Linked DNA regions of Homo sapiens: region 1 is linked to region 2. Evidence: read pairs that join two places in POLR2A ChIA-PET (ENCODE). Cell type or tissue: Caco-2. All regions are shown on one strand.

Region 1 (4,000 bases), 120 kb before region 2:
AGCCATTGATATAGTTTGGCTCTGTCCCCACCAAAAATCTCATCTTGAATTGTAATCCCCATAATCCCTACATGTCAAGGGTGGGACCAGGTGGAGGTAATTGGATGATGAGGTGGTTTCCCCCATGCTGTTCTCATGATAGTGAGTGAGTCTCATGAGATCTGATGGTTTTATAAGCGTTTGGCATTTCCCCGGCTTACACTCATTCCATCCTGCTGCCCTGTGAAAAAGGTGCCTGCTTCTCCTTTTCCTTCTGCCGTGATTGTAAGTTTCCTGAGGCCGCCCCGGCCATGCAAAACTGTGAGTCAATTAAACCTCTTTCCTTTATAAATTATCTAGTCTTGGGTATTTCTTCATAGTAGTGTGAGAATGGACTAATATAACCATCAACCCCCAACCACCAACCAACACCCCTACCTCATCCCCAGACAACCACTAATCTGCTTTCTGTATCTATAGATTTGCCTATACTGGACACAACATAAATCGAATCATGCAATATGTGATTGTGTCCGGCTTCTTAGCATCATGGTTTTTTTTTGTTTGTTTTTTATGTGTGTGTTTTTGAGATGGGGTCTCGCTCCATCACACAGGCTGGAGTGCAGTGGTGCGATCTCAGCTCACTGCAACCTCCGCCTCCTGGGTTCAAGCGATTCTCCTCTCTCAGCCTCCTGAGTAGCTGGGATTACAGGCACGAGTCACCATGCCCAGCTAATTTTTTGTATTTTTAGTAGAGACAGGGTTTCACAATGTTGGCCAGGCTGGTCTCGAACTCCTGACCTCAGGTGATCAGCCCTCCTTGATCTCCCAAAGTGCTGGGGTTACAGACCTGAGCCACTGCGCCCTGCCCTTAGCATCATGTTTTACAGGTTTGCCCATGTTGTAGCATGTATCAGTACTTCATTTCTTTTTATCCTTCTTGTTGCCAAAAATATTCCATTGTGTATAATGTTCCATTGATATACCACTTTTATTGACCATTAATTAGTTAAGGACAATTGAGTTATTTCCACTTTTTGACTATTATAAATAATGCTGCAATGATCATTCATGCCCAAGTGTTTGTGTGGACACACATTTTCATTTCTCTTGGGTATGTACCTGGGTGAGGGGATGCTTGGTCATATGGCAACTCTATATATAAACTTTTGAAGAACTGCCAGACTGCTTTCCAAGTGGTTGCACCATTTTACTTTCCCACTAGTTATGTATGAGGGTTCCAGTTTCTCTACCTCCTAGTCAATATTTGCTATTCTCTGCCTGTTAAATTCTAGCCATCTAGTGTATGTGAAGTGATATCTTATTTTTTTATTTTAAAAAAATTTTGAGCCAGGCGCGGTGGTTCTCGCCTGTAATCCCAGCACTTTGGGAGGCTGACGCGGGTGGATCACAAGGTCAGGAGATCGAGACGAGCCAGGCCAACATGGTGAAAACCCGTCTCTTCTAAAAATACAAAAATTAGCTGGGCATGGTGGTGGGTGCCTGTAATCCCAGCTACTTGAGAGGCTGAGGCAGGAGAATCGCTGCAACCCGGGAGGCGGAGGTTGCAGTGAGCCAAGGTCATGCCACTGCACTCCAACTTGGTGACACAGCGAGACTCCATCTCAGAAAAAAAAAAAAAAAAAAATTGGGGGCCGGGTGCAGTGGCTCACGCCTGTAATCCCAGAACTTTGGGAGGCCAAGGTGGGCGGATCACTTGAGGTCAGGAGTTCAAGACCAGCCTGGCCAACATGGCGAAACCCCGTCTATACTAAAAATACAAAAATTAGCCAGGTGTGGTGATGCATGCCTGTAATCCCAGCTACTCGGGAGGCTGAGGCAGGAGAATCGCTTGAACCTGGGAGGTGGAAGTTGCAGTGAGCCAAGGTCATGCCACTGCACTCCAGCCTGGGCAACAGAGTGAGACTCCATCTCAAAAAAAAAAAAAGAAAATTGCTGGGGGCCTACGGTACAGGGTGAGCAGGGCCTGAATCGTGACCCTGACCTGGACCTGACCTGAATTGCAACCCTAACCCGACTGCAACCCTGACCACGACCCCAGTGGATTTTATAGAGAGGAAGTCAGACAGGGAGGGAGAAGAATAGGATTTGATGTCATCGTGTTGTTTGGCATCCAGGGGCCTTTATTTAGAGTTGGGTTAGAGCCTCCACCTGGAAAATGTGGATGCCAAGTTGGGCATTATGTGGTTAACCTGACTTATTTTGAGCAGTTGGCGCTCCCTATCTTGAGGAATGCAGATTCCAGCAGTGACCCAGGGCAGAGAGTGTGTGTCACTGATGAGAGTGGGAAAATGAAACTCTTTAGTTAGCCTTTCATCCAATCTGTTTGTCAGATGCTATCTACCCCAGGGACTATAATCGCTGGCACAATCCCAGTCCCTAAAGGAAAGTCACTGGCCCTTGTAGAAGAAATCAGAAACAGAAATGATGTGAAAGTGTTTAATGTCTCCAAGGAAGACAGAAACCACCTTCTGCAAGATATTGTGATGTGTGTGCAGAGCAGCAGGAAGCGAAGACATGTGTTCCTGCTTTTCTACCCGTGAAGGGGTGCCCAGTTCAAGAGGAGCCCGATGGAGCCCTGCCTGCCACGGCTGTATGCCTTTGGGGTTATGATAGCTTGTGGGCTTTTCTAGTGAAAATGTCAAATGTTTTCCATAAAATGTTTAAAAGATCAAATTAGCCTTAATGCTGGATTGTCTGTACAAGATTAATAATCCATTGTGGCTTATGTATGCTTAAAGATTTCTGTTTATTTCCTCTTGCAGTCGTGCACATGATTTGGGTAAATTATGAGATGAGAAATGGTTTTCAGAGTATTAGATGGAATTTGCCCCCATCGAAGTTTATAAATGTGTTCACAGGGAGGGAGGAATAATAGCTCATTGCCTAACCAATTTTGCAGGTCATGAAAATGAAATCCCTTTCCAGGTGCAGCTTCAGTCCCATGCAACTTAAAATAATAACAGTTATTTGATTTTTTAGAAAACTATTCCAAAAGAAAACCATTTTAGGTAATCTCCCCCAACTCTTACTATTTGTTTGCTTATTGCTTCATAAATATAAAAATAAATCTAAAGGTTATAGACAAAAGAAAAAAATTTTTTAGTCTGGAAGCAGTGGCTCATGCTTGTAATCCCAGCACTTTGGGAGGTCGAGGCCAGCAGATCACTTGAGGCCAGGAGTTCAAGACTAGCCTGGCCAATGTGGCCAAACCCCATCCCTATTAAAAATACAAAAAATTGCTTTGGGCCCTAGGTTTGTGTGGCCCGTGTCTCAGCCCACCCAAGGTCCCCTCGGATCGCTCAGAGAGGCACTCGGACCTGGAGCAGTGAGCAGAATGAATACCTTCTAAGACCAGAGTGGCAGCTCCAGTAATAGAGAACCCCTTTTGAGGCCAGGCACGGTGGCTCACACCTGTAATCCCAACACTTTGGGAGCCCGGGGTGGGCGGATCACGAGGTCAGGAGATCGAGACCCTCCTGGCTAACACGGTGAAACCCCGTCTCTACTAAAAATACGAAAAATTAGCTGGGCGTGGTTGCAGGCGCCTGTAGTCTCAGCTACTCAGGAGGCTGAGGCTGGAGAATGGCCTGAACCCAGGAGGCGGAGCTTGCAGTGAGTCAGGATCGCGCCACTGCACTCCAGCCTGGGCAACAGAGCGAGACTCTGTCTCAAAAATAAATAAATAAATAAATAAATAGAACCCCTTTTGAGGTGTAGTGATGCATGGAGGGACTTGGAGCTTGCTATTGGTGGAGTTCTCCGGGCTGAACAGCAAATTAAAGATAACTTGAGAGAGGTCAAAGCTCAGATTCACAGTTGCATAAGCTGTCACCTGGAATGTCTTAGAAGTTGTGAGGTGTGGCTATATGAACAGGTAGACCTCATCTATCAGCTTAAAGAGGAGACACTTCAACAGCAGGCTCAGTAGCTCTAGTGGTTATTGGGCCAGTTCAATTTTCTTACTCATCAACTGGACTGTACCCAAAACAAAGATCTA
Region 2 (4,000 bases):
TTAAAAATAGAGTGAGACTCGTGTATGTGTGCATGCATGCGTGTGAGCATGTGCGTGTGTGTGTTTTAGTCTTGTTTTTAATTTTTTTCAGAAACAGGGTCTTGCTATGTTGCCTGGGCTGGACTTGAACTCCTGGGCTCAAGTCATCCTCCCATCTCAGCCTCCTGAGTAGGTGGGACTACAGGTGCCCACTTTTGTGTCTTTAAACAACATACAAGGGGCTTTTTATAGGACTTCCCTTGAAGATACTAGGTCCAGTTTTAGTGGCCCAGAATGGCTTTGTCCTTGGCTTACTCAGTCCATTAAATGGTCAGCAGAGAGTAATATAAGTGTTTGTAAGTACTAGTGAGGGCTAATCTAAGGAAGGGAGCCTCAGCAATTCCTATCCTTTACCTTTAACCCCTAATCAACAAGCTGCTATTTTTAGGTTCAAGTCCCAGTGAGCAACAAACCAACTTTAGGGATTAATTTGATATTAAGGAGGTTGGAAGGAACTTTAGGATTTGGACTGACATTCTGGTGGATTTTTATATGGCTTCTTAGTCTTCATGTTTCTTCTACCTTGTGACAAGAGTTACCTGGTTTGGGTTGTTCAAATATAACCCCAGTGACAACTTCCCTTAGGTTGCTCAGATCATAGTATGAATGGTAAGTGTGCTAAGTAGTAGCTTAATTATAAGTAAAAACTCTGGCTTTTGATCTCTCATGATGCACTTAGTAGCATGAGAACATGGAACAAGCATCATTTTCTGCATTTGGAAGATATTTATTTATTGAACAAGTTTATAACTTATTAGAAGTATCCCTGGAGCTTGTAATCAACCTTGGGCTTTCAGCTAATATTTTCTTCTTAAATTTTACTCCTTTTTTCTCTTTTTTCCTCTTTAACTTATCCTTTACATTAGGAGAGATGTTTTTCTTTCTTTAATGAGGGCCAGTAATGTACAGACCTACACAAGAGTTTTTAGAAATTTTTTCTCCTTGTTAAAACCAGTCTTTCTTAATTTGAGTATTATCTACCTTGACTTTACTGTTTTGTCCCCCGTATACCAGCATTATAAAAGGAGTCATGCCTGTAATTCCAGCTTTGGGAGGCTGAGGTGGGTGGATCATCTGAGGTCAGGAGTTTGAGACCTGGCCAAACGTGGCAAAACCTTGTCTCTACTAAAAATACAAAAATTAGCCAGGTGTGGTGGCACTTGCCTGTAGTCCCAGCTACTTGGGAGGCTGAGGCAGGAGAATTGCTTGAACCCGGGAGGCGGGGGTTGCAATGAGCCGAAATTGCGCCAGCGCACTCCAGCCTGGGCGATAGAGTGAGACTCTGTCTCAAAAAAAAAAAAAAAAAAAAGTGTATTATATGTAATTGTTTTGAAGAAATGATTTACCCTGTGAGGTAAAGAAATAACTGTTTAAAAGTAGAACTGTAAGCCTTGTCAAGAAGTTTGTCTACCTGACATGAAGTTTCAAGAAGTTTTAGCCCAAATACTTTCGGTTTTTTTTGTTTTTGTTTTTGAGAGAGTCTTGCAGTGGCGCAGTCATGGCTCATTGCAGCCTCCACTTCTCAGGCTCAAGCAGTCCTCTCACCTCAGCTTCTGGAAGTGTTGGGATTACAGGTGTGAGCCACCACACCTGGCTCTAAATATTTTTCATTGAGCACCTTATCAGTGTTCTAGGCCATTCTAGTCATTTTTCTTGTTTCTTTAGACTGTTAATTTATGTTCCTCATCTTGCTCATACTCATTATCATATTATTTATAAATGAATTTGGATTAGAAGGGGAATGATATGTTACTATGGCGTAGATACAATGTAGATATTGTTACATGGTGACTTTTTTCTTGTTATTTTTCAGTGTTCCATTGGCAAGCTACAATAATGGGGCCAGTAAGTATTCAGATTAATTTCAGAATAAACAGTTTATGTAATTTACTCATTTTAATCCCACTTTTCTTGTTATCAACAGAATGACAGTCCCTATCAGGGTGGAGTATTTTTCTTGACAATTCATTTCCCAACAGATTACCCCTTCAAACCACCTAAGGTAATTAATTGGAATGTGGCAGTTTTTAATGTACTTTCTATAATACTAATAAACTAGTTTACAGAAAGTTTCCTTTCTTTCTGTAGGTTGCATTTACAACAAGAATTTATCATCCAAATATTAACAGTAATGGCAGCATTTGTCTTGATATTCTACGATCACAGTGGTCTCCAGCACTAACTATTTCAAAAGGTAACAGTGGGTATTTGATATCAAGATAAAGCAACCGTGTCTTTTGTCTTTTTAGAGTTATTTATTTTTGAAAAGATTACTTATGTTTCTTTTAAGAAGAGATAGCAATTCTTCTTAATCTGAAATGGACCTTGAGAACTGAAAACGAGTTGGATTTTTCAAGCAAAAGTATTCCTTGGTGTAGTGACTAGTCTGTCAGTTGTGCTACTCTAGCATAGGTTAGAAGATGAACACTGGGCCTGGTGCCGTGGCTCATGCCTGTAATCTCAGCACTTTGGGAGGCCGAGGCGGGCAGATCACAAGGTCAGCAGATCGAGACCATCCTGGCTAACATGGTGAAACCCCGTCTCTACTAAAAATACAAAAAAATTAGCTGGGCATGGTGGCAGGTGCCTGTAGTCCCAGCTACTCGGGAGGCTGAGGCAGGAGAATGGTGTGAACCCGGGAGGCAGAGGTTTCAGTGAGCAGAGATTGTGCCACTGCACTCCAGCCTGGGCAACAGAGCGAGACTCTGTCTCAAAAAAAAAAAAGAAGATGGACACTGGTATGAATGTTTTTTTAGAGCATAAAGTAGAGCACAATTAACATCTCTTCCAACCTTGAGATTCATGAATGGAAAAAGATAGATACTATTGCAGAATAGGAAATAGACCAGCCCTTTAGACAAATGCCTATGCTGTAAACATAGACGTTAGGTTCTTGAAGAACAAAATATAGGTAAATATTTTACCAGCTCTTGTCTTTAGGTTTCTGTATCAATGAACTGAGTGATGTAGTTGTTGTCTTAATGTGTTGATTTGAAATTGTACAACCCTTCAACATTATTCCCAGATGAAATCACAGTTGCGTTACAATAATCTAGATTTTTTTTTTTTTTTTTTTTTTTTGAGATGGAGTCTCACTCTGTCGCCCAGGCTAGACTGCAGTGGTGCAATCTTGGCTCATTGAAACCTCCACCTCCCGGGTTCAAGCAATTCTCCTGCCTCAGCCTCCCTTGTAGCTGGGATTACAGGCACCCGCCACCACGCCTAGCTAATTTTTGTATTTTTAGTAGAGACTGGGTTTCGCCATGTTGGCCAGGCTGGTCTCGAACGCCTGACCTTATGATCCACCTGCCTCGGCCTCCCAAAGCGCTGGGATTACAGGCATGAGCCACCGTGCCCAGCCAAATAATCTAGAATTTATAAAGGAAAACAAAAACAAGTATTTATGGCCTGGCACGGTGGCTCACGCCTGTAATCCCAGCACTTTGGGAGGCCGAGGCAGGAGAATCGCTTGAACCCAGGAGGCGGAGGTTGCAGTGAGCTGAGATTGCGCCACTGCACTCCAGCCTGGCCAGCCTGGGGGACAGAGCGAGACTCCGTCTCAAAAACAAGAATATTTATCAGATCTCACTGCTGTACTCTGAAAGGTGATAAAAGAGTTCACTGGATGTACTTTTGTGAAAATGAAATCAGTTGTTTAAGAGAAAAATCAAATATGGTAATGGATTAATATGTTTAAAATATGAAGTACAAAAATCAGAAAAAAATTCAGATCCCAATAGATGAATGGACACAGGGGAACCAAAGAATAAATAAATGAATGTTACGTTCCTATTTTTTACCTTTTTAATTAACAAAGATATTTTTAAAAGAAGACAAAACACTAATGAGGTACATTGAAATGAACACTCATATTCTTCAAGTAGAGGTATAGATTTGTAGAGCCCAGTCTGCCAGTATGTGTTAAGAGACTTAATCATCCATGCCCATTCACCCAATAATT

The links. Peaks named below come from ENCODE experiments on the same cell type or tissue, not always from the same donor. Only the 100,000 strongest peaks of a DNase experiment are listed, where the experiment ranks them.
Region 1: POLR2A ChIA-PET joins it to region 2 with 5 read pairs; 5 of 35 experiments call an interaction of 5 or more read pairs at or near these places.

What each region holds. Positions count from the first base shown.
Region 1 is chr5:139,490,599-139,494,598 of GRCh38, forward strand. It overlaps the pseudogene LOC101059986 and the pseudogene NCOA4P4. Among named protein-coding and RNA genes, the nearest start is that of STING1, 9.8 kb to the left of the region's middle. In Caco-2, no CTCF peak of the experiment used is centred here; DNase peaks (open chromatin) are centred at 2,223 and 3,834.
Region 2 is chr5:139,612,734-139,616,733 of GRCh38, forward strand. UBE2D2 (ubiquitin conjugating enzyme E2 D2) reads left to right here. Exons shown (of 7, transcript NM_003339.3): 3 at 1,853-1,884; 4 at 1,964-2,041; 5 at 2,128-2,233. Among named protein-coding and RNA genes, the nearest start is that of CXXC5, 34 kb to the right of the region's middle. In Caco-2, no CTCF peak of the experiment used is centred here; no DNase peak of the experiment used is centred here.